Linked DNA regions of Homo sapiens: region 2 is linked to region 1. The links are chromatin loops, found by intact Hi-C in ENCODE. Cell type or tissue: right lobe of liver. All regions are shown on one strand. Each heading gives the region's core, and the rest is flanking DNA. Links, peaks and the distances in the headings are about the cores only.

Region 1 (15,899 bases), core at 6,288-11,287:
ATGATTTTGAAGGTTATCTGGCTTTTTCACACTACAATGAGAACAGTGTTCTCTTGTACTTCCTACATCTTAAATGGAAATGGAACCACAATTACTCATTTTTTACTACATAGGATTTTATGCCCAAAACCATAGATAATGGAAAGGACTTTTCAGGGCAAATTCTCTACCCACAATGTTCACCTTACAACTTTAGAACCTGCCCTGTGTAAGGTTCAAGGGGCACCTGCCCACAGGGTGGGCGCTTGTTGTATCTAGGATTGTGGGGTGCTGTGCAGAGGAGACAGGGGGCTGTTACTTTACATTTTGTGGCTAACCCAGTGAAGTACTGACAAGGCACACTTATTTTTCTAACCACGAGGCTCCACAGAGTGTGGATCCAGTTTCCTCTGCAGGTGCTGTGTTTCATGGGCTACAAGCCAGGAGGGCCTGAGGCCAGCCTTGGGTCCGATGAAGTCCCCATGCTCCAGACCTCATGAGAGACATAGGCTTAGAGAGCGTAGGAGCAGTTGTCCAGAGAAACACAGGGATGCTGGACAGCACAGTGAGGCCAGGCAGCCGGCTCCACAGCACATAGAGCCATGGTGGTGGCTCCCTGCAGACCCAGGCTCGGATCCCAGTCCTGCCTTGTACAGGAGGTTGGATTTGGGGCAGGCCTTTCCGGGCTTCATTTTTGTCTGAAACAGAAGCAACGCCATGCCTTACAGAGGAGATAAGACGCCTGGTAGGGGCCCTGACCATCTCTCCCTCACCCCATTCCCACCCACAGGAAAACCTGCAGAAGCTGGTCCACATTGAGCACAGCGTCCGGGGCCAAGGGGATCTCCTCCAGCCAGGAAGGGTGAGTGCCGCCACCATGGGTAGGGGCAGAGGGTGGCTGGGCGAGGCTCCGATAAGCCCCATTGTTCACTGGGCTGGCCCCAGACAGGCCTGGCTGCAGGTGCTGTCTACCCATGGAGGGCAGGCAGGCGGGTGGGCGTGGGCTCACTGGATTCTCCTGGCCGCAGTCCTAGGCTGCCTTCCCTGGGGTTCTCCACCCCATGTGTTGCCTGCAGAGCAGTTAAAGACTCAGCGCCAGGTTTTTTCTGTGTTCCCTGTGGCTCTCCTCACCTCCAAGGAGAGGAAGCACCAAATATTTTCAGTGCAGAGTTGCTGGGAAAACAGAAAATGATCTCCCAAGAGCAAACCCTTAGAAATTTTCTTAAAAATAACATTCTTGAGGAGATAAATCCACTCTCTTTAAAGCTTCCAAATGGAAAATGTAAAACTCAGCTTAAAAACAGTAAAAAATGTTCATTACCAGTTGTGCTCCATAAAGGACAAGAGACAAAGGAATGAAAGTACATGCTCAGGGGAATTTTACTCAAGATTAGCAGGTGTCTCATGGGACTGAGATTCTGTAAAGTTACATTTAGTGATCATGAGTTTGGTAAATTGTTTCTTAAACATCTATTTGTATCTCCAGAATTACGGGGGCTATAGCAGCTGTTCCCAGGTCTTCAGCTGTTTTAGTAGACCTTCCGAGGCTCTGTTCTGAATGGACTCCTCGTGGGTACAAACCAAGGAGGGAGTCATGGCTTGGACCACCCAGAATCCTGAAAGACACAGTCTTGAGCACCATGATCCCAAACGTTGAAATCCCAAAAGATCAAAATCCCAAAAATATAATTCTGGAAAAAATAATTTAGAAAAATATTTTAAAGATATTTATATTTTTAAAAGGGGAATTTATGGGGCCGGGTGTGGTGGCTCATGCCTGTAATCCCAGCACTTTGGGAGGCTGAGGCAGGCAGATCACAAGGTCAGGAGTTCGAGATCAGTCTGGCTAGCATAGTGAAACCCCTTCTCTACTAAAAATACAAAAAATTAGCCAGATGTGGTGGCCTGTAGTCCCAGCTACTCGGGAGGCTGAGGCAGGATAATCGCTTAAACCCAGGAGGCAGAGGTTGCAGTGAGCCGAGATCGCGCCATTGCACTCCAGCCCGGGCGACAGTGCGAGACTCCCTCCCAAAAGAATAAATAAATAAATAAAAATAATAAATAAAAAGGGAATTTATTTATTTATTTATTTATTTATTTATTCATTCATTCATTCATTCATCCATTCATTCATTCATTCTTTTGAGCTGGAGTTTAGCTCTTGTTGCCCAGGCTGGAGTGCGATCTTGGCTCACTGCAACCTCCGCCTCCCCGGTTCAAGCAATTCTCCTGCCTCAGCCTCCCGAATAGCTGGGATTACAGGCATGTGCCACCATGCCTGGCTAATTTTGTATTTTTAGTAGAGACGGGGTTTCTCCATGTTGGTCAGGCTGGTCTCAAACTCCCGACCTCAGGTGATCAGCCTGCCTCAGCCTCGCAAAGTGCTGGGATTACAGGCGTGAGCCACTGTGCCCAGCGGGAATTTATTTAAGAAACACAAAAACACAACAGAATACTTCATAGGCCACTTTATACAATAAAATAGGCACTACGAACATATATAATTTTGCAAGCATAAATGCTGCTGTGTGCTAACAATAGTTCCACGGGTCAAACAGTCATGAGCACACAAACCATATTCATAAAAAAGAAGGTCAAACAGGGAAATGTATCAGTGTATGTCACTATGGTTAGTAATTGTATGCGCCCAGCCTTATAACTGTGGTCATCTGAAATACCATGACAGATAACCGAAGTCTTTTGATGAGCTCAGTTAAAAACTGTGATGGGTCACCACAGTACATGCAGCCACCCACAGAGCAAAGATCTCAGGAAATTTTATCTTTCACAAATGCAAATGTACAAAGAGGATATCTCCATTCATTGAGGAAGTTTGTGTTTTTAAGTACATACACAGTGCTTACACACAAATTCAACATTGTGATAATGCACTTTTCTTTTCTTTTCTTTTCTTTTTTTTTTTTTTTTGGAGACAGAGTCTTGCTCTGTTGCCCAGACTGGAGTGCAGAGTTCAGTGGCTATCTAGACTCACTGCAACCTCCGCCTCCTGGGTTCAAATGATTCTTCTGCCTCAGCCTCCCGAGTAGCTGGGACTACAGGCACGCACCACCACACCCATCTAATTTTTGTATTTTTAGTAGAGACAGAGTTTCACCATATTGGCCAGGCTGGTTTTGAACTCCTGACCCTGTGATCTGCCTGCCTCAGCCTCCCAAAGTGCTGGGATTACAGGCGTGAGCCACCACGCCTGGTTGTGATAATGCACTTTTCATGAAGCCAAATTTGCAAAAAAATAAAAATAAAAAATACATAAAATGAATTAGAAACCTGTAAAAGTCTGTATACAATTTATACCTCCAGTATTGGAAATGATGCAGAATGTAATACAGAGCATGGTGAATTGCTTTGCCAGGTTTCCAGGTGTTCCTCAATCCAGTCAAGTTGATGCCTAAAAATTAACCATCACAAGTCCAACGCTTGTCAACTTGGCACCCGCACGCATCTCCTTAAATCATACTTAATTTCCAAACAAAGACAATAACAGGGTAATAATTCCACCTAACATAATGCAGCTTTCCTGTGATTGTGATTTTCAGAATTTTGTGAGTGTTTTGTTTTTTGAGACAGGGTCTTAGTAAGTTGCCCAGGCTGGTCTTGGACTCCTGAGCTCAAGTGATCCTTTCAACTGTGTCTTAGGCTGCAGACACACACCATGGCACCCAGCCTGATTTTTGGAATTTTTAATGTTAAGGATTTTAGACTTCTGAGATTTAGACTTTAGGGATTATGATATTCAGGGTGGTGTCTTTCAGGACTATGATCCAAGCCCTGCTCTAGCATATACAGCACCTCTCTCATGAGCAGGGATTTATCTGCTAGCTGCTCTCGGGTTCTCTGGGAGGCTTTATGATTTAAGTTTCCACTCAGGGGCCTCCCCTGCACCCTTGTCTGGGATTGATTTAAGTTTCCACTCAGGGGCCTCCCCTGCACCCTTGTCTGGGATTCAGGGGGCATCAGCCTGACCGCCAAGTTCTGCTTCTCTCCCCACAGGAGTTTCTGAAGGAAGGGACGCTGATGAAAGTAACAGGGAAAAACAGACGGCCCCGGCACCTATTTCTGGTAAGTGCCCGGTCCCCAAGCCCAGCTCAGGAACTGCCAAGTTCTATGAGGTTTTCTAGGGCCATTATTCAAGGACAAGTGGAATAGGGTGAGAGGAGAGTAGAACAGAGCAGACATTTGGGGGTGAGGATCATTCTGGACAGCTGAGAGCTTCACCCTTGGACACCACGCCCACCACTCATTTGTTATTTGAATGATTTTGAGTGGAATGTTGGCAAGATGTAGTTACCCACATCCCCACCTTAAATATCTGTCAACCACCTTATCTAATGCTCAGAGAACTGAGGTCCAGAAAGGAAAGTCGCTGTAGCTAGGCCTCCCAGGGGGATGGTGGCAGAAGTCCAGGAGGAGCCAAGCGTTGTGACCCAAGTCCAGCACTTTCTCTACTGTGCAGGAGACAGGATGTAAGATAACATTTTTGCTTATGGACAACTGGAGTCTTCCATACCAGGGAGTGTCCAGGCCTAGGGTATATCTTTATCGGCCTTAGTGGCTGTTGAGTGCCCCAATCCTGAGACCTCCAAGTGGCCATGCCTTTTAAGCCCTCTGCTGGGCACAGTTTTTCTCTTGCTCCTGCATTTCTGCTTTCATTCCTTGTTCCTGTCCGCCATGGCTGCCTCTCCCAGCTTCCTCATACTTCGTCAAAGCACCGTGTGCAGTGGGAGAGACAGGCTGTGGTAAGAGTCTACGAGCTCTCTCTGTTCCAGGCGTTGACTGAGCACCTCGTGTGTGCTGGTGCTGGAAACAAAGAAAAATCCCAGGTCTTGCCCTCAGCCTTCAGAGTCCAATGGGAGGGAGAAGCAAGCAGACAGCCCATTGTAAATGCAGAGTTATGAGCGCGATATGGAGGGATCTCGGGTGCCGTGGAAGCAAAGAGGACTAAGGAGGGCCAGGGGTGAAGAGAAGAGGAGCCACAGCCACGGCAGCGCCGCCGTGTCTGGAGTGTCTGCTGGGTGCGCACACTGTGCTCAGTGTTTCATATGTTTTCTGAAGAAAATTCTACCCGAGTTCAGCCCTGGAGGAAGGATGGGAGTTTGGCAGGTGCACCAAGGAAGGGCATTTCAGGAGAGGTAAGGGCCTAAGCAGAGGATAGAGGCATGAGGAGTGTGGTGTGTTGGAGGAGTTCTGTGAGCCTCAAGAAGTCTTTGTCTGCAGCCAGACCCTTCTGCTCGTGAGTGGGGTCTTCCCCATGCCCCAAATAGGCCCTACCCGTAGAGGGGCCACTTGAGGACTGAATTCCAGAGAGAGCTGGTGGTGCTGGTGGAGAAATCCTGAGCCTGGGCAGAAGTGTGGAGCCTGCAGTGCTGGCAGGGTGTGCTGGGCCCCGATGGCTGGTGGCCTCAGGCTCTGCATGAGGCACTAGGTGACCCAAGTCCAGAGTCTCCCTCCCTTCCCTCCCTCCTAAGAGCTATTTCTTTCCTCCCATGAGAACCCCTCACTCTGGCTGGTCGGTTCTGCAGTGGGCGAGATTTAGCTGCAGGCAAGAGGAGAGTGGACCCCAGGGGGGATTTTGAGAGAGATCTGAGAGCCAAGCAGTGCGTGGTTTAGATTTGGGTTCTCAGAAGGGTTTCAAAGCCCCCACAGATGCCTGAGTCCTTTTCTCTAGGTCGTTTTTTTTAACCTCTGCTTACACACCTCCAGTGTTGGGGAGCTCACTGCCTGCTGTAACATTCATTCATTCTGCAGCTTATTATCCATCTCCTCTGCATGCCAGGAACTGTGCTGGTGTGTAGACATGGCCTTTGCCCTGCTGTGGGTCTTGGAGTCCAATAGTGGAAGACATTTTTTATTCCATGTTAGACAAGTCTAAATTTTAGAAATTCTTGGCCAGGCACGGTGGCTCTTGCCTGTAATTGCAGCACTTTGGGAGGCCGAGGCAGGCGGGTCACAAGGTCTGGAGTTCAAGACCAGCCTGGTGAACATGGTGAAACCCCATCTCTACTAAAAATACAAAAAATGAGCCAGGCATGGTGGCGTGTCCCTGTAGTCCTAGCTACTCAGGAGGCAGAGGCAGGAGAATTGCTTGAACCCAGGAGGTGGGGGTTGCAGTGAGCTCAGATTGCGCCATTACACTCCAGCCTGGGCGACAGAGTGAGATTCCATCTCAAAAAAAAAAAAAATTCTCTCCATTGAGAGAAATCCCCAAATGTAGGGGCAGGTAATGAGCCAGACAGAGCTGGTTAGATCCTGCTCCATGGTACACTTACTACTTCTGTGACCCTTAGACAACTCACAGACATGTGCGAGCCTCAAGTCTCCCCCCAGGAAAGTGGAAAGACTGGGTGGTTTTGAGAATTAAATTCCTGGCATTTAATTACATGCCTGGCAGGTAGAAGCCGCTTATCTGATAGTAGTTGTAACAGTTTCTCCCTTCCCGCTGACAGTTGTTCCATGGGACACAGGTCCTCCCTCTCTATCTAGAGCTATAGATCTCATCAGCTCCCTGCCCCAGCACAGCCCTGCAGGGAGTTGGGTCCCCGTGAATTCCCCCTCTTCAGGACGCAAAAGGGAGGCCATACCGGATGGCAATGGGGAGGCAGACAGACCAGATGCAGACCCCAGATGCAGACCCCAGCTCTGACAGCTACTGGTGTGAGACCCATGAGCACATCCCATTACCTCCCCGAGCCTCAGCTCCCTGATCTTTAAAACAAGGGAAGCAGTGAGGCGGCAGATGGCACAGGGCAGAGCTCTGTCTTGGCCCCTCAGCCATTTGCATCTGGCCACCTCCTCTGGCCATGCCCCTCTGATCTCTGCACCTCTCCCAGGGACCTTGAATGCCAGGAACAGACACAACAGCCTGGCTTTCCCCAATCTGTCCTCACCTCGTCCTCCACTTCATCTGTCCCTGGTCTTGGCTCACTGGCCCTCACACACCTGAAGCTCTTTGAGAAGGGTGCCAGCTCCTCCCCTTCAAGCCAAGCTCAGATAGCACCTTCTATGGAAGCCTAGCCACCACCCCCGTTTCCCCTCTCCCTCCTCCTCCTCTAGCCCTGCTTCTCTTCTTCCCCACACTCCCCCCGTCTGGCATGGCCCTTTATCAGAACATCTCCTTCCCTCAGGGATAGGCCTGCATCCCTCTGATTACCCTGCTGTGATTAGGCCATCAGCCCCACAGTCTGAAGCTGGGTCCTCTTCTTCCTCTGGCTCAGCGCAGCCCTTCCACTGAGCAGTGTTGATAACTCTCTAATGGAGGGATACATGGGAGGAGGGCGGCCCGACAGGTGCTCAAGCCAGGGAGTGCCATGGTGAACAAACACACTTAGGAAGAATTTTTCTTCCTCAAAGGTGCCAGTTTCAGAAAATAATCTGAACTGCAGAACAGAGTTGGGGCATCTGGGCGCCCACGCCCAGCAGTGTTGTTAGACTGCGGAAAGTGTCTACCAGGCAGCGACGTCCTTGAGCTGCAGGTGGGGCTGCCCCCTGGTGGCTTCTTACAGTGGGAAGCCCCCCTACCCATTCATGATGGGCTCTTCCTCCTTCCTCCAAGCTGGGGCTGTAAAGCATATACTTTGAAGCAGGCAGGAGAGCCATGGGCAAATTAGGACGTAGCCTGGTCCCGAAAGGCGAAGGAGACCTCGGGGTGCTCATGGCAGTTGCCATGGCAGCAGGAACTTGAGGGGCCATCACAGAGAGGCTGGGGCTGCTCTCCCTAGTGACATAGGTCAGTTCCCTGGGTCTGGGAGGGTTCATGGGCAAGGTTCATGAACCTGTGCACAGGTTCACTGTGAGAGCAGCCCTGACATTCCCTCCCGAGCACACTGGAGGGACACTCATCAAGCCATACCCCTGGCTCCACTACCTGCTAGCTGTGACCTCAGGCATGGCCTCTGGCCTCTCTGGGCCTCAGTTTCTCCCTCTTGGCAATGAGGATGATGATCATGGTGCCTGTGCGTTAGGACTGTGGGAGTGCACGTTAGGACTGTGGGAGTGAAGTCAGGGTTTTGGTCCAGCGCCTGGTGCAGAATCGGTGTCAATGCACTGTAGTGCCTGTCACTCTTAGAAGGCAGGGCAAGAACAGGGCTTCACAAACTAGAGCTGCAGGCCAAAGCCAGCCAGACACCGATTTTTGTTGATAAAGTTCTGTGGGAACACAGCCACATGCATTCCATCATGGGTTGTCTGTGGCTGCTTTGCACAGCAGCAGAGTTGAGGGCTGGAGGCGGAGGCCTGAAGCATTCCATACCTGGCCCCTACAGGACAGTGCCCCAACCCCCACCTACTCCAACTCTACTGGGACACAGCAAGGCCCGGAGAGAGGGAGGGGTTCCTGAGGTCCCATGGAGGGGGTCATTGGTGGGCCAAGTCTCCTGCATTGCCATGGCTGGAACCTTGGAGTCCTGAGAAGAGCTAGCTGTGGGAAAACTCATTCTGTTCCCTCAGCAGGCTCTGTCTATCCAGGGAAAAGAAGTATTCATTCTGACTTTTCACATGCAGTGTCTTGTTCCATCCTTACACATCCCTACTTTATGTTTTCCTCCATGCCTGCGTGGCTCTCCTTGGTTCATGTCAGCATCATGTGTAGAGGACTTGCCTTGGTTCACACTGGTGCCATGTGTCCAGGGCTCACTCTGGTTTATGTTGACACTATGTGTAGAGCGTTCACTTTGGTTCATGTTGGCACCATGTGTAGAGGGCTCTCTCTGGTTCATGTTGGCACCATGTGTTTAGGGCTCATCCTGGTTGATGTTGGCGCCATATGTCCGGGGCTCACCCTAGTTCATGTTGGCATTTTGTGTACAGAGCTCACCCTAGTTCATGTTGGCATCGTGTGTACAGGGCTCACTTTGGTTCACATTGGTGCCATGTGCACAGGGCTCTCCCTGGTTCATGTTCCCAGGTGGACAGGGCTCACCCTGGTTCATGTTCCCAGGTGGACAGGGCTCACCCTGGTTCATGTTGGCACCATGTGTACAGGGTTCACCCTGGCTGATGTTGGCGTCATTTGTACAGGGCTCACCCTGGTTCATGTTGGCACCATGTGTACAGGGTTCACCCTGGCTGATGTTGGCATCATTTGTACAGGGCTCACCCTGGTTCATGTTATTGCCATGTGGAGAGGGCTTGCCCTGGTTGATGTTGCCATGTGCATAGGGCTCCCCCTGGTTGATGTTGGTGTCATGTGTAGAGGACTCCCCTGGTTCATGTTGGCTCCATGTTTAGTGGGCTTATTCTGGTTCATTTGGCCCCATGTGAAAAGGGCTCACCCCAGGTTAATGTTGGTCACATATAGAGAGGGCATTCTCTCTGTGTCCACGATAAAGTAATGGTGGTGGTGTCTCCCATTTCCCAGAGGAAGCTGAGACTCAGCTGAGGAAAGGGCTTGGTCATAGTCTCAACGCTGGTCCATAATATGGTCAGGATTTACAACCCTGAGCGTGATGTCATCTTCTCACACCTGAAACCGTTTAGCTAACCAGAAATACTCTCTCCTAAGGAGATAAAGTGACTTTCATTACATGTCTTTCTGTCTGCCCTGCTGTGGGGAGAGCTTTAGTTGTTCATTCAACAAATATTAATTGAGCACCTACTCTGTGAAGGGACCTGGAAGTACAGCAGCAAGCAGGGCCCACCACTTCCCTGTCCTCAGGGTGTCTCCCAACCCTTCCTTAGCTATACTTTATCGAGCTTTATTTTTATAGTGAAATGCATCAACCTTAAGCATATGTGTTAGTTGGTACTGACAAGTGTATATCACAGTGTAACCACCACCTGGGTCGAGATGTGGAACATTTCCAACCTCCAGAAAGTTCCTCTGTGCCCGTTTGGAGTTCATTTCTCCCAACCCTGGGGGCCCCCATCAACCACTGGCCTGACTTTTGTCCCTATTTAGATTAGTTCTGCCTATTCTGGAGTGTCACAGAAATGTCATCAAACAGCATATACTCTTTTGTGCCTCGCTTCTTCACTCAGCATGATTTTGAGATGCATCCACGTGGTGGTGTGTATTGGTGGCATGTTCCTTCTGGCTGCTATAAGGTATTCTGTGGTATATGGATAGACCAGTTTGTTTATCCATTCACCTGCAGATAGACATTGGAATTGTCCCTACTTTCTGGCTGTTACAAATAAAGCCACTATGAACATACTCACACGACTTCTTGAGGGCATATGCATTTATTCCTCTCAAGCATCGAACCAGGAGTAGAGTGGCAAGGAAGGGGCTCACATTTTGGCCGCAACGTTTTTGCTCACCTGTGGGGGTTACTGAGGAATACAAGATGCCTGTGCACAGCGGAGCTCAGGGATCCTTTGAGGACAGAAGCCTGGCGCAGCCTTCTGGGGCCAGGGTCCTCTCATAGGGTTTCCCTCTCTCCAGATGAACGATGTGCTCCTGTACACCTATCCCCAGAAGGATGGGAAGTACCGGCTGAAGAACACATTGGCTGTGGCCAACATGAAGGTAAATATCTGGTGCCAGGTACCCCCGGGTTGGGGGACAGGGAGACCCCAGGGGAGAAGGGGACAGCATCCTGCTCCCAGGAGCACCCAGACCAGCTGGAAGAGGGAGGCCCTGCGGAAACAGTGTTGGGCTACAGCAAGTTTGTGCTGTAAGTTGCCCAGGGAAAGGGGAGGGGGATGGAGGGCTTCTTGGAAGAGGAGACTGAACCCTTAGAGTGGATAATATTTGGTCGGATCAGGAAGGAAGGGAAGGAGGGGCATCCTATGAGGAGGAAAATGCATAAGGAAGGGCCTGGGTTGGGGGAACAAGCAGGTGGTTGGTAATTTTTTTAATTGTGATAAAATACACATATCATTTTAAAAGTAACCATTTTTAAATGTACAGTTCTGTGGCACTAAGCACATTTACATTGCTGTGTATCCAGCACCACCATCCATCTCAGAACTCTTTCCTCTCCCCAGACTGAAACTCTGCCCACATTAAAAACCAACTCTCCATTCCCCTCCTTCTCAGCCCCTGGCACCTACCATTCTACTTTCTATGTCCATGAATTTGACTACTATGGGTACCTCGAATGAGGAGTCACACAGTATTGATCCTTGTTTCACTTAGCACAGTGTCCTCAAGGTTGATCCCTGTCATCTGTAGTATGGGTCAGAATTTTCCTTCCATTGTGTGGATAGACCACATGGTGTTTATTCAATCCTCTGCCGATGGACACTGGTGGCTTCCACCTTTAGGCTGTTGTGAGTAATACTGCTGTGAATATGGGCATATGTGTGGGGCTTAGCTCCGTGTAACTTGGTCCTGAAGATGGGAACACTTGGGAGCTGTTGGGGACTTTGAGGAGCAGGAGGTTTTAGGAAGTTAATTCTGGTGCAACAGGAGGCTGAAGTTAGAGAGGGCAACACTGAGGTGGGACAGTGGAGCCGCAGGCGGTTGTCATTGTCAAGGGCAGAGGCAGGGATGGCCAGGAGAGCTGAGAGAGGCACTGTGCAATCTCTCTTGATCCTGTAGGCTCTTTACCATGGGGAAGGGGAAGGAGGAAGCACCTTTCTCAGCATGGAGGTTTGTTCCCTTTTGGAACCAAAGGCTCCACCGAGGAGCCTGTTAGAAAAAGGCATGGGAGACGTGGTCACTGGCAGGTACTTGTCCAACATGACAGTGCACCTGGGGTTGCCCGGGCTGGGCCCTGAGCATGACGCTCTGCAGCCTTCCCAGCGGTGGGTGAGTGGCCAAGAATGATGGAGCTGGCAGCCAGGCACCTTCCACAGCACCTACCATCACAGAAAGGTATGCCCTGAGGCTAGAGAACGGCAGTAGGTGGACATGGTCCCTCTGTTCATCTGCTGCCAGGAGAAGCCGGTCTACACTTGCCCCTCCCTGCCCCACCCTGAAGGAGGCTGCTGTTGGTTTTCCAGGTCAGCCGCCCTGTGATGGAGAAAGTGCCCTACGCTCTAAAGATTGAGACTTCCGAGTCCTGCCTGATGCTGTCTGCGAGGTACGGGCAGGTGGAGGGAGGATGGCGCACAAGGCAGAGGTGTGAGCATGGGAAGGTTCAGAACAACAGATAAGGATGTGCTGTTTTTATTTTGGTATCCTTCTGGGTCAAAGTATCCTTCTGGGTCAAAGGACTTTTTTTCTTTTCAGTGTTTCTTAACCTTTTGGGGAATTTGATAAAAACTTTTCTCCCCCCAAAAAATGTACACACTCATAAAATTTTATATATAACTTCAGGGGTTTCTAGAGCCCATGGCTTAAATATGGCAATAGCAATGTCTCATGTTTGTGGAGCTCTTTATGGATGATTGGGTCTCTACAGCAACACGAAAAGTTAAGGCCAGTAAAAAATGTATTGTGTGCTGCTGTTCATAAAGTGGCCTGCCTTTTTGCGTTCCTGTCTAGAAGATGAGAGAAAAAAAATAATAAGTGAGCGTTCATCACTTATGTTGCCCTGTCTGTGTGGTGTCTTAGTCCATTCAGGCCACTATAACAAAAATACCAGGCCGGGCGCGGTGGCTCACGCCTGTAATCCCAGCCCTTTGGGAGGCCGAGGCGGATGGATCACAAGGTCACAAGATCGAGGCCATCCTGGCTAACACAGTGAAACCCCGTCTCTACTAAAAATACAAAAAATTAGCCGGGCGTGGTGGCAGGCACCTGTAGTCGCAGCTACTCGGGAGGCTGAGGCAGGAGAATGGCGTGAACCGGGGAGGTGGAGCTTGCAGTGAGCCGAGATTGCACCACTGCACTCCAGCCTGGGCTACAGAGCAAGACTCCGTCTCAAAACAAAAACAAAAACAAAAACAAAAATACCATAAACTGAGTGACTTATAAACAACAGAAATTTCCCACAGGCTGCAGGTCAGGAAGTCCAAGGTCAAGGCACTGACTGATTCGGTGTCTGGTGAGGTTCTGCTTCCTGGTTCAAAGACGGTGCCTTCTCACATAGACAATGCCACCTCATGTGGTGGGAGGAGCAAGGGTCTCTCTGGGGCCTCTTGTATAAGGGCACTAATCTCATTCGTGAGGGCTCCACACCCATGGCCTCATCACCTCCCAAAGGCCCTGCCTCCCAACACCAGCACCTTTGGGAAGAGGATTTCTGCATTTGAATTTGGGGGGACACAAACATTTAGACCACAGTGGGGCATGGCATTTCTATCAGAAAGGTCTGCATTTTCTCCAGGCCCTCGGGTTGCCTGGGATCCTCATCTCTGGCTTCAGACCATGACCTTAAAGAGCATCCCCTTTTCCTTCTTTCAGGGCAAGGTAAGCTCAAGCTCTCGGGGGCTTGGAAACCAGGGAGGTATGCCTCCAGCCAAGAGTAGCTCTTCAGCCAGGGACGTGCATGGCAGGGGTCAGCAAGGCTTCTGGGGCTTGGGTGTCTACTCTCAGCAAGCACATGAGATGGGATGGCAGCAGTGCCTATCACATGGGGGTTTATCCTGCATTGGGCGGTTCTGAGTGTGAAATGGGATCTAAATGCACTCATGCACATGCACTCTCATAGATGCATTTTCTCATTAAAATCATTTATTAGGTGGGGCATGGTGGCTTATACCTGTAATTCCATCAATCTGGGAGGCTGAGGCTGAAGGATTACTTGAGGCCAGGAGTTTGGGACCAGCCTGGGCAACATAGTGAGACCCTGTCTCAAAAAAAAAAAAAATTTAAGCATTTATTAGCCACACCTCAGTGCCAGGTCTGGCAACAATTTAGCCGTTGTTGTGCTCTCCAGGAGCCCACATTACAGGTAGGAGAGTTGTAAACTGCTTCAGATGCAGGGCAGTAACTGCTGTAACAATTAATAGTGGTAATGACAGCAGTAACAGGCATTGGACACCTGTCAGGCCCCAGACGCCGCCGTGATCCTCATCACCACCCTTAGAGCTGGGGTTTGCGGCTCCTTCCATGCATAGGGAGTTGAGGCTTGCAAAAGGGTCACACAGCCAGGTGAGGTGGAACTGGAGTTTGAACCCAGGACTGTGTGGACCAGAGCTCTTATCTGTTACAGTCTACTGCATGAGGGAGTAGAAAAGGGCTTGGAAACCCAAAGGAGGGACTGCCCCATCTGGAGGAGTGAGGGAATGCTTCCTGGAGGAGGTGATGCCTGGGTGGGGGTCGTGGCCTCACCTCTCCTTGTGATAAAATCAAGGGCAGGAGGCTGCCAGCAAATAGTTTCTGTTAGTCCGGCCATGACTTGAGGGTGGTGACGATCCACACGTGGGCCTTCAGGTGGGGCTGCCCATCTCCCAGGGCAAGGACAGTGGCCTTTAGCATGCCAGTCACCTTCCTGCTAGTCCAGACCCTTCACACTTGAAGCTCCCAGGGGACCGCAGGACCCATTCATCACATTTTAGGGACATGGTGTCTTGCTGCCCACAATGCTGATTCAGCCTCTGCCCTGCAGCACTGCTCCCGCCCAGGCCAGCGGGCCCTTATGCTTGCTTTCCGGGGCAGGCTGCACACTTACCTGTGGTGTAGGCGCGGCATCTAGTGGACACTGTGAGAACTTCACCCAGCTAGCTGGCACCCAGCCCAGGCGTAGCTCTTGCCACTCAGGAAGCCCTCCCTGGTGCAGAGCAGGGACTTGGAAAGTGCCTGTTGGATGACTGTCTGGGAAGCTATGTGGGGAGATGAGGAAGGTGGGAGACACAGATGTTTACCTTTGCCAGCTCCCACCTACCCCTCATCCTCCACAGGTACCCAGCCCTCTGTCCCCTGCCAGCCCGTTTCTCCTGAAGTGTGGGACCCTCTGGGCCTTCCTAATGTCTCTTGCTTTTGCACAATGTTGACAATGTGGTTCCACGTCCCACATCTCCCTTCATCCCCACAGCAGCCCTGGGAGTTAGGGGAATATCATTATTCCAGTGTAAGAAGAAACAGACCCAAGGACAGCTAATGGACCAGTGGTCTGCTCGTAAACCTAGTCTGGCAGGTGATCTCTTCTTTGCTGGTGGTTCTGGGCAGTGTGAGAGGTGCAGGCTCAAGGGGCATCTGAGTGAGAACCTCATCCATGCCGAGATGGAGGGTGGGAGGCAGAGCTGCTCCTGCCTTTGCTCACTCCAGCCCATGCCCGCAGCTCCTGTGCAGAGAGGGACGAGTGGTATGGCTGTCTGAGCAGAGCCCTCCCTGAGGACTACAAGGCCCAGGCGCTGGCTGCATTCCACCATAGCGTGGAGGTGAGTGGGTGGGCAGGGCCCACGGGCCACCAGCTTCAGAGACCTGGGGTTCCCTGGGCGGGCATTGCTGTTGCCACTCACACCCAGATGGACGTGTAGCTCCTGTCTTGGGGCACTGGCTCCCCCCACACCCCTGCCATGCTCCCACCCTAGTCAGGGGCGGCCTCCGTGTAACCTAGGAGCCCAGCACCCACAGTCTTGTTCTCACAGTCTGGCTGTTTCCCAACCAAGGGTGAGCATCCTGGAGGGTGCAGGAGAGGCCTTTCACATCAGACCCACTCACCCACACATCACACACCCTGCACAGAGACGCAGGGCAGGGCTCACTGGGCTCTGCATCTGGCTGGTCTCCTGGCCACATTCCACATTACTCAGCCAATTCTGTTGCTGCAGATACGAGAGAGGCTGGGGGTTAGCCTTGGGGAGAGGCCCCCCACCCTGGTGCCTGTCACACACGTCATGATGTGCATGAACTGCGGCTGCGACTTCTCCCTCACCCTGCGGCGTCATCACTGTCACGCCTGTGGCAAGGTGAGTCGCTGCATCTGGGGTGAGTGTGTGCATGGGGGTGGGGTGGGGGAAGGGCATGTCCCTGCCCAGCCGGGGGCTCAGGGATGTCCAGCAGCTACTGTAAGCCCCAGAGTGAGGCATGTTCACACCAACCCGAGAGGAACAGATTGCTAATTCCCATTTTATAGATCATCAAACCAGAGCTCCAAGTCCCAGGCCTCTTCCACACCACCACGTTTTCA
Region 2 (15,899 bases), core at 5,573-10,572, 52 kb before region 1:
GTGAGATGATATCTCATTGTGGTTTTGATTGGCATTTCCCTAGTGATTAGTGATGTGGACATTTTAAAAATATACTTGTTGGCCATTTGTATGTTTTTTTTTTGAGAAATGTCTATTCATATCATTTACCCATCTTTTTAATCAGATTGGGTTTTTGTGTGTGTGTGTATGTTTTTTCTGTTAAGACCTTTGAGTTTCTTATCTATTCTGGATATTAATCCCCTGTCGGATGAGTAGTTTGCAGATATTTTCTCCCATTCTGTAGGTTGTCTTTTCACTCTGTTGATGATTTCCTTTGCTGTACAGATGCTTTGTTGTTTGATATAATCCCATTTGTTTATTTTTACTTTTGTTGCCTGTGTTTTTGAGGTCTTAGTCATAAAATATTTTCCCAGACCAATGCCCTGAAGCATTTCTCCTATGTTTTCTTCTACTAGTTTTATAGTTTTGGGTCTTACATTTAGGTCTTTGATCCCTTTTGAGGTTGATTTTTTTTATAGCATGAGAGGTAAGGATCTAGTTTCATTCCTCTACATATGGATATTCAGTTTTCCCAGACCCATTTAGACTGTCCTTTCTCCAGTGAATGTTCTTGGCACTTTTGTCAAAACATTAGTTGTCTGTATATATATGGATTAATTTCTGGGTTCTCTATTTTGTTCCCTTGTTCTGTGTGTCTGTTTTTATTCCAGTGCCATGCTTTTTTGGTTACTATAGCTTTGTAGTATATTTTGAAGTCTGGTAATGTGGTGCCCCCAGCTTTATTCTTTTGGCTCAGGATTGCTTTGGCTATTTGGGTCTTTTGTGGCTCCATGTAAATTTTAGAATTTTAATTTCTGTTTCTGTGAAGAATGTCATTAGTATTTTGATGGGGATTATGTTGAATCTGTAAATTGCTTTGGGTAAGTATTGTCATTTTTACAATAGTAATTCTTCTGATCCATGAGCATGGAATGTCTATTTGTTGGTATCCTCTTTGATTTTTTTCATCAGTGTTTTATGTTTTTTCTTGTAGAAGTCTTTCACCTTCTTAGTTAAATTTATTTCTAGATTGGGCTTTTCTTGTAGCTATTGTAAATGTAGTATTGTGATTTTTTTTTTGTAGCTCTTGAAAAATCGTTCTCAGCTAGTTTATTGTTCATGTATAGAAATGCTACGGATTTTTATATATTGATTATGTATCCTGCAACTTTACTGAGTTTATCAGCTCTAAGAGGTTTTTGGTAGAATATTTAGGGTTTTCTATATATAAGATTATGTCATCTGCAAACAGGGACAGTTTGACTTCTTCCTTTCTAATTTGGATGCCTTTTATTTCTTTCTCTTGCCTTATTGCTCTGGCTAGGACTCTCAGTAGTATGTTGAAGAATGGTGGTGAGAGTGGACACCTTTGTTTTGCTCCAGTTCTTAGAGGAAAAGATAAAAGCTAACAGTAAGATGTCAGCTGTGGATTTATCATATATGGCCATTATTATGTTGAGGTACTTTCCTTCTGCACCTAATTTATTGAGAGTTTTTATCACGAAGGGATGTTGAATATTATCAAATGATTTTTCTGTCCTTTAAACTCTTGAAATAATGGTTAGAAATGTCATCCTTTTTTTTTTTTGTTCTAGAGACAGGGCCTTGCTCTGTCACCCAGGCTGCTGGAGTGCAGTGGTGTGACCAGCAGCCTCCACCCCCCCAGGCTCAAGCAATTCTCCTGCCTCAGCCTCCCAAGTAGCTGAGGCTAATAGCTATAGGGATGAGCCACTACATTCAGCTAATTTTTTTTATTTTAGAGACGGGATCTCATTTTGTTGCCAAGAGTGGTCTTGAACTGCTGGCTTCAAGCGATCCTCCTGCTTCAGCTTCCCAAAGTGTTGGGATTACAGGCTTGAGCCACTGAGCCCTACTGAAATTTCATCCTTTTGGCCTCCAAACTATCTCTCAAATGTCCTTCCTCACTTAACATACAGCAAAGTTTCAGATCCTTGGTCCTGGTTTGGGGCTTGAGAAAACAAAGGCACTGAGCCCTGGGCAACCGGGAGACTTCAGCAAGGAAACAGATATGAAGTTGCCTATAAGTTGTAAGGTACTGTAGAGATGGGGGCCTTTCTACTGGTTCTGAACCACCCTTAGTGTCCGCTAGAGAGCAGAAAGATACCAGCTGATGGAAGGATGGGGCAGTCTGCATTTTCATTGTTCTGATGGGCTATTCTGATAAACTTATTTCGTCTGTTGCTGTCAGGCTATGGAAACACCACCAGTAGCTAATATCTAATGAGGACCTTCTTTGTGCCACTTCTGAGTGCCTTTGTTGCATTATTTCAATGAATCCTCTAAATAATCTATACCTATATTACTATCACCCCTGTTTTATAGATGAAACTGGAAAAAAAAAAAAGCTGAGACACGGAGAGATTAAGAAACTTGCTTGAAGTGGCACAGCTGGGATTCCACCCAGGCAGTCTGTCTGAGCCCACCCTCTCCACCTCTGAGGCCAGAGAGTACAGTAAAGTACCCAGAGTACAGTGCAAAGTGCTGGTGAAGAGGATAGGCTCAGAAGACTTCACTCTGTACTCTCTCTGGGCTCAGAAGTAATTTGCACTGTACTGTGTCTGAGGCCAGAGAGAGTACTTGAGTCATCTTTGATCCCTCCTTGTGTTAGCTCCATGAAGTAGAAGCTGAGCCATATTTGGTGAGTGAGTGTGAGGGGATGGGTGAGAAGGAGGGATGGCTGAGTGAGTAGATGGAAGGATGGCTGGAAGGGTGAGTGGATGGTCAGATGTCCAGTGTCCTGAAGCGGGTGGGTGGGTGGATGGATGGATGGATGGATGGATGGATGGATGGATGGATAGATAGATGAATAGATAGATGGGTGAATGAGTGGATGGGTAGGTAGTTGGGTTAGAGGGCTTTCTCATATGTAGTATATTGGTATGCTCAAGGAATCCACCTGAAGATAACACCTCATCCAGTTATGATTATAATGGGCATTTTTACTAGAGAGACTATAGACACTGTACCCTCAGTACCTGTAGTACAGAGTCTAGAACAGACGGCTCGTAATAGGAATTTTTTTGAATGAATGAAAAACCAGGCAGGCACCAGATAGCTGAAAATATAGAGCCTTGCAGGCTTCCTTTGACCATACTGAGCAGAGTACTCATCTCGGAGGTTTCTGTTGGCAGACTGGGGAGATAGATATGATATGTAAGTGTTCCCAATCTTTTTCCCCAAGGGAAGACGTGGTTACTTGCCCAGGACACAGTTCTGCCAGGTCTGTCACAGCATTTGGGAAGAGGTTAACATGTATCTGTCAGAGGTGTTTCCTTGCCCTGTGTATAATCAACCTCGTAGCAATACCAGGGTCGATGGGAGCAGCCATGTTGACAGCCTTGGTTTTAGTATCAGAACGTTTTGATTTGTTTATTTTACTGCTAACTTCTGTTTAAGATAGGGTCTGTTGCTGCCATTTTTTCATTGACTCTGCAAAGGCATTGTATCATACTTGCTCTTTCATGTTGTGGAAGTGCATATTTTAAAGACATTTCTAGACCTTTAAAAATGTATTACTATAATTTTTGATTGACAAATCATAATCCTATACATTTATGGGGTACAATGTGATGTTTTAGTATATGTATACAATGTGGCATAATTAAATCAAGGTCATTAACATATCCATCGCCTTATCATTTTTATGGTAAGACATTTGAAAGTTACTGTTAGTTGGCCAGGCACAGTGGCTCGTGCCTGTAATCCCGGCACTTTGGGAGGCTGAGGCGGGCAGATCGCTTGAGGTGAGGAGTTCGAGACCAGCCTGGCCAAGATGGTGAATCCCTGTCTCTATTAAAAAATACAAAAATTAGCTGGGCATAATGGCTTGCACCTGTAATCCCAGCTACTCGGGAGGCGGAGGCTCAAGAATCACTTGAACCTAGAAAGCAGAGGTTGCACTTAGCAGAGATCACATCACACTGCACTCCAGCCTGGGTGACAGAGCGAGACCTCCCCCCAAAAAAAAATAATAAAAGAAAGAAAGAAAAGTTACCCTTACCCAAAAGAAAAGAAAGAAAGAAGAAAGGTTACTCTTATTTTGAAATATGTAATACTTATTATTGACTGCAGTCACCCTGCTGTGCAGTAGTCTCAAAACCCATTCCTCATGCCTGTTTGAAACTTTGTACCCCTTGATCAACAGTAAAAGCACATTTCCTTTGTTTTGTTTTGTTTTTACAGCTCAGTGTACAAGATTTTATTTAGTGATATCTGAATTTGGTTCTATCATGTATGGCCCATGTTACAAGTTCCATCTGGGTCCATTACAACTCGAACCACTCCCCCCCCAAAAAGGGAAAGAAACTTAGAAAATCAACAACTGTTTCCATGTCATTAAATATATTCATATATAATAACCATAATATATTAGTATGCATTGGAAAGGGACACTGACCCAAACAATACATCATGGTCACAACTAAACATTTACAATTCTGAGTGAACAGAAATTCAAAACACAGGAGGGGGTCAAGGGAGGAGGTGAAGTGCATCTGGGAGCAGGGAATGGGAAGAAACGCCCAATGACAGGAGTGGGACTGGCTTGGCTTTTGGCAGGGGATGAGGCCCCACAAGTCCACATTTTGACACCCCTAGGTATGCCGTGGCTGTGGCCCACAGGAATGTCTTGTCGTGGACCGTGGCCCAATGGCCCCATCAATGAGTCTGGTTTGTCCACTCTCTGGGCTTCAGCGGGGCTTCCTTTAAGTGTTGAGAGCCTAAACGTCTTTCACTTTCCTGAAGGCAGGAACCAGCACATTTCTAATGGTGACTTATCCCCATTTGTTGTACTCATAATTCCTATATAGGACAGTGAAATAAATGAGCCAGAAATATCAGAGCACCTGAACCTTTGCCCCTAACATCTGTTTTAGTGATCTTTCTGGAAAACAGAATCAGATAAAGAAGTAGAATAAGAGGAGGGCCATCTGCATGGGCTCCACGACTGCCATGGCTGAGGCTGAATTGAGGATCAGAAGTAACCAGGTTCATCTGTGAGGTCTGTGCACCTCCAATATGAGCAAGATAACTTTAGTCAAACACGTTATTATAATTTAATAATTATACGGTTTATTTTAAAGTGTTAAAAGGGTCCGGGTGTGGTGGCATATACCTATAATTCCAGCTACTGGGGATGCTGAGGTGGGAGGATTGCTTGAACCCAGGAGTTAGAGTCCAGTGTGGCCAACATAGTGAGACCCCTTTTTTAAAAAAAAAAAATTTAAAAATTAGCTGAACATGGTGGTGTGTGCCTGTAGTCCTTAACTACTGGAGAGGCTGTGGCGGGAGGATTGCTTGAACCCAGGAGGTTGAGGCTGCGGTGAGCTATGATCATACCAGTGCACTCCAGCTCAGGCAGCAGAGCAAGACCCTGTGTCTAAAAATAATAATACATTTAAAAATACAGTGTTAAAAGAATACAGCATATGACCTCACAGGTATTATCACTTAGGATGATGAGGCCAGAGTTGGTAGCAAGTGTTATAAATGAGTTAACTTAAAGAAAACATGAGGCAAATGATAGAACAGCTGGAGGCAGCAACGGCCACGCTGAAGACGGGGGAGTGGCTCGGGTTTGGGAAGCACAAAGACAGGAAGGGACAGGAGAATACAGAGCTGATCGTGAAGAAAGCTGACGTTTATTGAGTTGTCATGTGTTGGGAACTATTCTGAATGTCTGATGTTATGTAACTCACTGTTAACTGAGCACTGCTGAGGCTTGGAGAGGTTAAACACAGCCAACAAACAGCCAAGCCAGAATCTGAACCCAGGAAGCCTAACTCAAGAGCATGAGCTCTCATCTCCGCACTCCACTGACTTACAGAAGTAAAATAACAACAAAAGCAAAGGCCCACCCAAGACCCAACTCCACATATCACTGCAGTGACAGGCCCAACTGCATCTGCTTTCAGGTCTCTAAAAGGGACCAAGCATGGAGAGAGGCACCTTCAGAGGCAGTGTATGTCAGCTCAGATTTGCCGCGTGACCTCGAGCTATCTCCTTCCCCTTTCCAGGGGTTTGGCTTCCGTGAGCCCTCTCCCCTGTATCACCCATGGCTCTGACTCATGGAAACCACCCCCTGCTTGGCTTGAGGCAGAGCCCCCAGGTTCTGTGATGCCCAGCAGCGTCTGATGCTGGGGAGACCACAGCAGCAGCAGCAGGAGCTGAGGGTGCCCACCTTGCCCTCCCCAGGTCCCGCAGGCTTGCTGGACAGGCTGAGCTCTTGGGGCCAAATCCCAGCAGCCCTGGAATGCCCCTGAAGAAGTTAAGCCAGGGGACAGCATGATCAGATTGGGTTTTGAGATGGTCATTATGGCCACTGGGTGGAGAACAGATTGGGTGACAGCCAGGGTGAAGTCAGAGAGCTCAGGAAGGCACCAGTTACAAATGTTCAGGCAGGAGGTGGCCTGGCCAGCAGAGGCTGTGCTAGAGATGCTAGATGTATGGTTGGGAGGTATTTGAAGGTAAGCCTGGGAGGAAGGTAAGCCTGACGCTCACATAGTGGCTGTGCTAGGAGACACTCGGGTTTCTGGCTTTCTGCCTGGCATGCACCTTCCTTTTGGATGTGGAGGAGGAGTGGTAGGAGTGCTGCTAACTGCTGCATCCCTCATCCTTACTGCTTATCCTGGATAGAGCACCACCTGCTCCTGCTGCCTGAGGTGGCTGTTTCTCTCAGAAGGAGGGCAGGACTCCACTCCAAGTCTGCTGGAAAAAGGGTTGCAAATTGATGCAGGCAGCTCTGGAGGGAGGGGAGTGAGGGTTTTGTGAGACCAGTCCATGCAGTCACTTTACTGAGCCTGATCTGAGCTCTGCCGAACAGGTGAGTTGTCCCTGACCTTTAGGCTGGGGACCACTCCTCAGTGGAGGGAGCTGGTGGCCCTTGGCAGCACGGTGACTTGCAGCGGAGGTGGAGGTGACCCTGAGACAGGAGGGAGGCTTTGGCACACCTCAGCAAGCCTGGCGGGGTGTTATTTCTTTGTATACCTTGGTAGTAGGTATATGGCTTGTTGTAAAACACCTCATCATTTGAAAGAGAAGGCCAAAAAGCAATGTTTTTGAAAAGGAAGAAGAAAGAGGTCTGACCAGAGGGTAGCCTGTTGGCTAGTAGGTTGAGTCGTGGCTCAACCTTGGTGAGGACTGGGTTTGCCTCTGTACACAAGTGTGCAGCCACAGTCCCCACCTCCAACCCATTATGTCAGTGGAGGCCCAGGCAGAGACAGGCCACCTTGTCCTTGCTCTGTCTGGCCCTATAGCCCCTTGTGGAGCAGGGGACCCTGCTCTGGCCTTGGCAGAGCCCCAAGCTGCTTAGGCTACAGGTACTCTGGGGTTGGGTACCTGCGGTTCTGGCTCCTATGAAAGATACTTGAGGAGCTCCAGGATAGGCTCCTAGCTCAGCTATTCCCTAAGGCTGTTTCTCCTCCCCTGATGTCCCCCACCCGCCTCACTTCCCCCTGCCTGGGCCAGGGCCTGAGGGAAAGCTTGGCCCAGGCAGTTCAGGAAGTGGCTGCTCCCTTCCGTCCTGCCATCCGTCAGTCATTCCAGTATCTCATCCAGGCATTCCCAGAGGGCAGGAGTATTTGGTAAGGATTTAATAAGACCAAATTTTGAGTAGGAAGAAAGGTTTGTGAGTTGTCTGGGGCCACGTTGCCAATGGCAAGAGGGAGCCACTGAAGGTTTTTGGGCAGGAGAAGGGCACAGTCTTTTGTGGAATAATCAGTCTGCTGTGTAGAGAGAAGGGCTGAGAGCCCCTGCTGTGGGGATCACAGTTTGTGATTGTGCATGAGTTCACATTTGAGGACAGGGACCATGTCTGCTTCACTCACCAGTGTTTTACTCGATGCCTAGCCCATGCCTGCTTAAAGCAGACAGTCAGTAAATATGTGCTGACTGCTATGTTCATTATTTACTGGCAACGCCTGTGGAGAGTAGTCACAGGCATAGAGACATGAGACTGTCACACCTAAATGAGCTGTGATGCTCACAGCACCTGCCAAGAAGGTGAGACAGGAATCCTTGTTGCTATGCAGCTGAGTGGGAACTGATGCCCTGAGCTATGTCTTGTCTGCAATCTAGCCGATGGCAAGGCCGGGACTAGGGGCTGGAACACACGTCCTGGATTCTGTCCACCACATCATTGCATCCCTTACTCAGGCCCAGAGCACACGGCCACCTTAAGGACTAACCCTGCCGCCTGACCAGGCCAGTCCAGATCCCAGACCACCCAGATTCAACATCTTCTGCCCGCATCCTGAGTTATTCGGGCCTTCCTCTGGCAGGGGAGCCTGCCCCCTGTCTGCAGGGAAGTGAGTCTGTCTTAACGTGTGCCAAGGCACTGGGCAGCAAGAGCCTGGTGTGTTCAGGGCTCCAAATGGAAGCCAGTGTGGCTGGGGGTGGGGAAGTAGGAATTTTGTGCCTGAGTCTTACTACTTGTTTTCTGTCCCCATGGCATGAATGGGACCCCTGGTAGGTTCACTTTGCCTATGCTAAACAAAAAGCTTTAACCCTTCTTTCCCCTGCTTTGACCCAGCGCCTACACAGAGCCCTACAAAGTCTGTCCCATCTCGTCGGCAGCCCCCAAAGAGGACCTTACGTCGGATGAAGAGCAGAGAAGCTCGGAGGAGGAGGACAGTGCTTCAAGAGACCCCAGTGTCACCCACAAGGTAGGGCACCCCACAGGTAGGCCGTGGGCATCGGAGACGTGAGGGTGGAGAGATGGCTGTAACAGATCTGCTCCTTCCCTTGGTGCGGACGGAGCTGTTTGCAGATAGCTGGCCCCAGCTGGATGCAGGGGCTGAGACACGCAGCATCAGGGCGCTAGGAAGCATCGCCTTCTGGGGACTGGCCTCAGTGATGCAAGGGCAACTGCTCATGCCGGTATTCTCTGGAGTCTGATGAAGTTTGGGGCTTTCTGGAGGCTTTGTGGATGATGTGGAATAGAGCTGCCTGATTTGAATGAAGACCAGCCTAGCTTCTAATGACCTTGGACACCCTGGGCCTCAGTTTCCTCATCTGTGAAGTGGAAATCATGAGGGTGAGATGTGTTAAAGGCTATCAGGGAATTTTGTGAACTGAAAAGTTTTAGATGAAAGCTGGTTTCCCTGGCCCTGCAGCAGTGCTGTGAGGGGATGGAGTTGCTGGAGGGAGGTTGCTGTCTAGAGGCTGATGGTGAGTTGGGGGCCACGTCACAGTGAAGACCCAGACCTCATTGCTGGGCACGGGTGCATCAGTGCTGATGGGGATAATATACACTCTCTATTGGACACTCATGGTGAGCCGGCCTTCACCTACTCACTGACAAAGTCCCAGCCTTTCCATACACCCCTTCTCAGAGTCATGAATCCTTTCCCACAATGTACATTTGCAGAAATGGGCAGAGGTGAAGAGCAGGCCTAGGCATGTGACTGGTAGGTGGCATCCCAGGAAGCATCACGGGGTGATATGGGGCTTAGGCATTTGTTCTGCGGGGGACACAACCACTGCAGGGAAATGGGCTAGGAAGGGTGAAATGCCCCCACCCAACCCACCCATCTGCCAGGCCATGCCTGCATGTTGAGAGGTGACTGGAGAGGCAAAGAGTGAAGCGCCCCCTTCGCCCGCTTCCCAGCAGACCTCAGCACCTTTTTCGGCACCTGCCTCCCACTCTCCATCATCCCTCCCCTTCCAAGCCTAGGTTAGTTTTGCTACATTGATTAAAGACCATTGCAAGTGAATGCACTCAGCACAGGTGCCTGACACTTACCAAGCATTGGCCAAATGGGGATATCTCATTTTCTCTCCACAAAGGTGATTTCTTTTAAAAGTCCATTGATCTCTCTGGACTGTGTTTTCATAAAGTTACCTACCAAGTGCTACAGGAGCCCTCAAGAGAGTTACTCCCCTCTTCTCCTGCCTCTTCCCCCTCAGTCCCTTCTCTCTCCAGTGGCTCCTTCACACCCTCCCCACCCCCTTCCCCTCTCACTCATCTCCCCGCTGCCTCTTCCTCTCTAGGTACTGAGCCACGTATCTGGCACTGTCCTGAGGTTGTCCATGTTTGTCATCTCCTTGACTCCTTACAACAACTTCAAAGTTGGCACCATTACTCCTGTTTTACAGTTGAGGACACAGAGGTTCTGAGAGGTTAAGTAACTTGCCCAAGGCCACACAGCTAGTGAATGAAGGGGTCAGGTCTCAAGCACAGCTCTGGCTGGCTCCAAGTCCAGTGTTGCCTATCACTGCGGGCCTTCTCTGACCTCTCCACTCCTCCTCTCCCAAGAAGGAGTATTGTCTCCTTGTGGAGAAGGGAGGAGAGCCTTGAGTTAGTCGTGCCCATTTAGAGATGATTTTGGCTTTTCTGGGCATCCCTGAGGTCATGGAATCTGGGAGCAGAAAGAGATAGTTGCCATCAGAGATTTGGTCCCCACCCTGAAACCAGGAATTGGGTACTGGCCGCGAGAACGTCGGAGGGCTGATGGAGCAGTGGAGCCCACCATGCACAACTCTGTACCTCAGAGTCCCCACCCGCCTTGTGATGTACCCCACCACGGTCACTGAGTTCTCTTTTAAACCCTCCTCTGGGACCCCCCACATCTCTTCTTCCGGCTATGTCACTGCAGGCCAGTCATTCCCCATCTCTGAAAGAGAGCACTAATAGTAACTGCGGGGCTGTGGGAGGGTTGAATGGGAACACAAATGTGAGAGTGCCGGCCATACAATAGGGGTGTAGTAATTATCTGTTGTTTCTGAATCCTTGAGACAGAGGGGGAGTATGGAAAGAGAGGGCCTGTCCTGCTCAGAACCATTCTAAAGGTATGAATGTGCAATTCTGGGGCCCTGGACATTGGCTATTACCCAGGATCTGGTCTCCCGGCCACTGCTTGGACACTCCCAGGACTAAGGAGCTAGCAAGAGGTAGAGCAGCCTAGGGACTAAGAAGTTCAGACTCAGCTTTGTCCCTTGCTGGCTGAGTGACTTGGGCAACTTCCTGACCACTCTGCTCGTAGGATTCCCCATCTGTAAGGTTGGGATAGTAGTAATAGTACCTGCTTCAGAATAGTTACGAAGGTAAATAAGTCTAAGGAGAACTAGAACAATGCATGCCACTCAGGAAAGAAGCATACCAAGGTCAGAGCTTTTGATTGAGACTAGGAGCCTGAACAGGGAAGCAATCTGCCCAAGTTCAGCCGGGACTCAGCAGTGACGCACTGGGGTCATGAAGCTGGGGCAGCCCTGCCATGGACAGGGGTCCTTCATGTGTCCTGTGGGGGCCAGAGCCAGGCAGAGCCTGTGGCCAGCCAGAGCAAGGCCAGGGTCAGAGGCAGGAGCATCCATCCGGTCATCCCAAGAGCAGGGAGGGGGTGGGTGAGTCTAGGCTCATCTTTCCAGCAGGTCAGTTCACTCACCAGAGTCCAGACTTCTCATCAGCTATAGGGTTGGACATCCGTGCCCTCCTCCCCCTCATTCTTCTTTATAAGGCTTGCATTATATACCAGAATTGAAGTCAAAACCTACACTTTAATTGCACAAGGCATGCTCTACCACGGAATATGTAAATCACTGCAGATGAGGGTGAAAGTCCCCTCGAACTCTCATTCCTATTCCCCATTCCCTTAAACACACAGTATATTGTTTTGTGGATTTGTTGTTTTTACATATATGATATCAAACTATAAGAAACCTGAAGTAACTTAGTTGGGTTCCTTCAGTAATATCCCAGAGGTATTCCCACATTGATACATAGAGTTCTGAGTTAAATGTTTTTCTGGCTGCATAGTATTCCATTTTCCAGATGTGCTATGGTTTATTTAGCCATCTCCTCACTGCAGTATTCTTACAGTGTTTCTAGTTTCATCAGCATTGCAGTGAACTTGTTCACATACCTCCTTATGCACATAAAAGGTTTTCTGAAGGGTAGATCCCAGAAGGCAATCAATGGACCAGAGAGCAGGCATATTTTAAATCTCCATATCCACTACCATGTGACAGTCCCCCAAGAGGCTGTGACAGCAGACTCCCTGGCCACCCTTGGTGCCCAGAGCTCCCCAACCACGGAACCACTGTGGAGATGGGAAGGGAGGTTTCCCAAGTGAGTGACCTTCCCCACTTTTCTGCAGGAAGATTTTTGGTAGGGTGGGGGTGGGGAGAAGGGTCATGTCTCCATCCTCATTTGTCTTCCACTGTGGTTTAGAATTCAGTTTCTCCAAAAGGCAAAGACCTCTCATCTCCATGCCCTAGTCACATCGTGTGGGACGTGGGAGCAAGATTTTCTGTCTCCACCACCTCAGAAGAGCAGACCAGGGAAGGTGTGATTGAGGAGTGGTCACCCTGTGGGCCCCGGGAGGTGTTTTTGGGGGTGCAGTGGTGAGGCCTACCCTTCCTGGATGTTTTGGAGCAGCCAAGTCATGATAGGAGAGGTTTTGGGAGCAGGACAGGAGGCTGAGCCCCACTGGTCCACCCACATGTCTGACCTCTCCTCGCTCCCACTCGTAGACACACAAAGGCTGTAGGTGGAAGGAAAGAGGAAGGGAGAGAAGGAAAGCAAGAAAGACTTAAAAATAGCTCTCCTTATGAAAGGAGACATTCAAAGACTCGCTGACGTGTCGGCCCTCCCTGACAATGAGTCTAATGGGGCCTTTTCAGGCTAAATACCAGCTCCCCCGAGACCAGCCCAGTAGCCAGCAGCCCCTCCCAGGGACCCCCTCCCCCACCTGAGTCTCATGGCCACATTTGTTTCCCAGTCTGGCCTGTTTCTGGAACAGACCCTTCCTGTCCTCACGCCCTCTGTGGCAGGTCTGCTCCTGCCCAGCAGGGCCCACATGCCCAGAGCTCTGCTCTTGCCGGGCCGGCTGACCGGTGTCCCTGGTCCTTGCACCTGTAGCCTCACCTTGACCATCCGCCCCCAATTAAAGGGTCCACCTGAGCCCTGGTTGTTGCCATTGGACCAGTCCCCAGCTGGGGTTAAACACCACCATGCACTTTCTCTGTGCTATGGACTTCTAGAGCTAGATTCACAGCTGCACACTGGCTCCACTGCAAACTCTTGCTTCTCCTGGGCCCCGGGGAAGGGGCTCTGAACCACAGCCTGTGCTTCCCACTCCCAGAAAACAATACTCATCTCCTAGTGAACATGAACTTTCTCCACTGTCTGCCTCTCTTCTGTCTGTATCTTCACTCAGTTACTCCCAGTCCCTCCTCTTCTTCCACAGAAACTTATTTATTAAATATATACTGAGCGTCTACTCTGTGCCTGGCTCATTGTCAGGGAGGACCAACATGCAAGCACCCTTTCAAGGGCTGAAGACACAGCAATGACAAGTCAGACCAGTCCCTGCCTGCCCTGTTGGAGTTTCACATTCTAGAGAAGGGGATGGAAGGTAAACCAGAAAACTCCTAAGATGGGATTAGGTGGTAACAAGTGCTATAAAAAACAAACTGGCAGCCAGGCACGGTGGCTCACACCTGTAATCCCAGCACTTTGGGAGGCTGAGGTGGGCGGATCACGAGGTCAGGAGATCAAGACCATCCTAGCTCACATGGTCAAACCCCGTCTCTACTAAAAATACAAAAAATTATCTGGGTGTGGTGGCACGTGCCTGTAGTCCCAGCTACTTTGGAGGCTAAGGCAGGAGAATTGCTTGAATCCGGGAGGCAGAGGTTGCAGTGAGCCAAGATCGAGCCACTGCACTCTAACCTGGGCGACAGAGCAAGACTCTGTCTTAAGACAACAACAACAATACAAACAAACAAACAAACAAACAAAACTGGCTATGGTCGTGAGGAACAGAGCTCCTGGGATTGGGGGTGGGGGCATCTTAGACACAGAATGCCTTCATTTTTCTATTTTTAAAAAATTGTGGGAAAATACACATAACATAAAATCCACCATCGTAACCATTTTTAAGTGTGCAGTGCAGTAGCATGAAGCACATTACATTGCCATGCAGCCATCAACACCATTCATTTCCAGAGCTTTTTCCTCTTCCCAAACTGAAACTCTGCCCCCTTTAGACACTGACTCCCCATTCCTCCTCCCCTATCCCCTGGCAGCCACCGTTCCACTTCCTGTCTCTATGAGTTCAGTTACTCTAGGGACTTCACATGAGTGGAATCCTACAGTATTTGCTCTTTTGTGAGTGGCTTATAGACTTAGCATAATGTCCTCAAGGTTCATCCACTCTGTAGCATGGGTTGGAATTCTTTCCCCTTTAATACTGAGTTTGATTCCGTTGTATGGGTGGACTGTATTTTGTTTGCCCATTCATTCATTGACAGATGCATGGGTTGCTTTCACCTCTTGGCTGTTGCGAATGGTACTGCTGTGAACGTGGGTGCACAGATCTCTCTAAGACCCTGCTTTCAGTTCTTGTAAGTATATGCCCTGAAGTGGGATTGCTGTATTATATGGCGATTCTGTGTTTAGTTTTTTGAGGAACTGCCATATAGTTTTCCACAGCAGCCACACCCTCTTAACATTCCTGCCAATAGCGCAGAAGGGTTCCAATTCCCAGGGAGGGGCTCTTGGATGAGGAAGACACATCTGTGAGGGAACGGAATGGCATGAGGGAGCCCGAATGGCATGAGGGAGCCCGCACTGTGAAGCCCTAGGGCAGAGCCTTCCAGGCAGAGGAGAGCAGTGCAAGGGCAGGAGGGCGGAGAGAGTCTGTGAGCCAGAGCCTAGGAGGTCATTGTGGCTGGAGCAAGGTGAGGTTGGGGAAAGAAGGGGAGCGGGAGCTGGAGAGATTCGTCAGGTCTTCCCTCAGGCCATGGCCATATTGAAGCCTCCCTCACTCCTCCACCTCCCTTACTGCTGTCGCTGGTGCTGCACAACCCTCTTGATACCCAGGAGCCAGGCTCCCTTCCGCCGTCCACTTCAGACCCCTCTTACACAAGCCCTGAGCCTCAGCCCTGGTGGCCTCACCTCCTTGGGAACAAACATCCTCTTCCCTGGGCTTGCCTGACAGTCCTCTCCTGGTTCTCCTTCGTTTCTGACTGTGCAACTCTGTCAACTCTGCTGTCTTAGGCATTTCCCAAGGCTCCACCGCCCCCAGACCCCATCCTTCATTCTGTGCCCTCTTCGCCGGCAGCCCGTTCCAGCCATGGCCAGCCCTACGCAGGTGGCATCCCAGAGCACACCATCTGGCCTGACCCCAGACTTGAGCTTCTTGGTGCCCTTTAGGGACCTTCTTGGAAGCCCCATAGATGCTTCAAACTCAACACATCCCATACCAAGCTCATCCTCTTCCCATCCCCGGCCTGCCTGCTTCCTGTGTTTGCTATTCTGGATGTTAGCACCAGATGTGGAAGATCTGAATTCCTGACGTGTCATCTTCTTATTGCCATGTCTTAATCACAGATCAGAGAAAATTCAGTAGACACCCAGTTCTTCGACCAGACATCATGCAAGATACAAAACGAGTTCTGTCTGCTCCTTAAACCCACCTCAGACCCTTTGCCATTGGAGTTTCCTCCACCAGAAGTGTGCTCCCTGCCCTTTGCCTGGCTGGCTACAGGTCTCAATTTGAATGTCACCTCCTCAGAGAGGGCTCCTAGATCTTCTGCCATACTCTGTCACAGCATTCCTGGCTATTTCCTTATGCTGTAGTCTTGTTCTTCATTCCTCTGTTTTCTTGCCCATCGTTTGCCTTTCCCTGGCAGTCGTTCCAGGAGGGCAGACACTGTGTTTATCCTGTTCATGGGTGCGTCCTTGCTGCCTAGTACATTAAGATATAGTCAATGAATATCTTCAAATAAGTTAATAAACAAAAGAATACATTAGGCCCAGTTCCTGCATTTACATAAGAAAAACAAACTCGAATGTCTGACAGTTTAATAAAATGAAAACACTTGTTTGGCTCTGTGTAACTTACTCTGCACAGTGAGTG

What was found. Peaks named below come from ENCODE experiments on the same cell type or tissue, not always from the same donor. Only the 100,000 strongest peaks of a DNase experiment are listed, where the experiment ranks them.
Region 2: a loop joins it to region 1, with 2.2 times the contacts of the local background. A loop is called at or near these places in 15 of 110 quality-filtered maps.

The regions. Positions count from the first base shown.
Region 1 is chr3:14,906,871-14,922,769 of GRCh38, forward strand. It overlaps FGD5 (FYVE, RhoGEF and PH domain containing 5), which reads left to right. Exons shown (of 20, transcript NM_152536.4): 10 at 770-841; 11 at 3,991-4,059; 12 at 10,379-10,462; 13 at 11,884-11,963; 14 at 15,048-15,147; 15 at 15,541-15,678. It overlaps LOC105376963 (a long non-coding RNA gene), which reads right to left. Exons shown (of 4, transcript XR_007095829.1): 2 at 15,431-15,899; 3 at 14,439-14,589; 4 at 13,477-13,613. Among named protein-coding and RNA genes, the nearest start is that of NR2C2, 33 kb to the right of the region's middle. RefSeq lists enhancers at 7,076-7,898, 7,899-8,720, 14,256-14,755, 15,271-15,899. In right lobe of liver, for the core only: a CTCF peak has its summit at 9,164; no DNase peak of the experiment used is centred there.
Region 2 is chr3:14,855,559-14,871,457 of GRCh38, forward strand. FGD5 (FYVE, RhoGEF and PH domain containing 5) reads left to right here. Exons shown (of 20, transcript NM_152536.4): 2 at 8,570-8,702. Among named protein-coding and RNA genes, the nearest start is that of FGD5, 45 kb to the left of the region's middle. RefSeq lists an enhancer at 8,026-8,607. In right lobe of liver, for the core only: a CTCF peak has its summit at 8,338; no DNase peak of the experiment used is centred there; H3K27ac peaks cover 2,089 bases.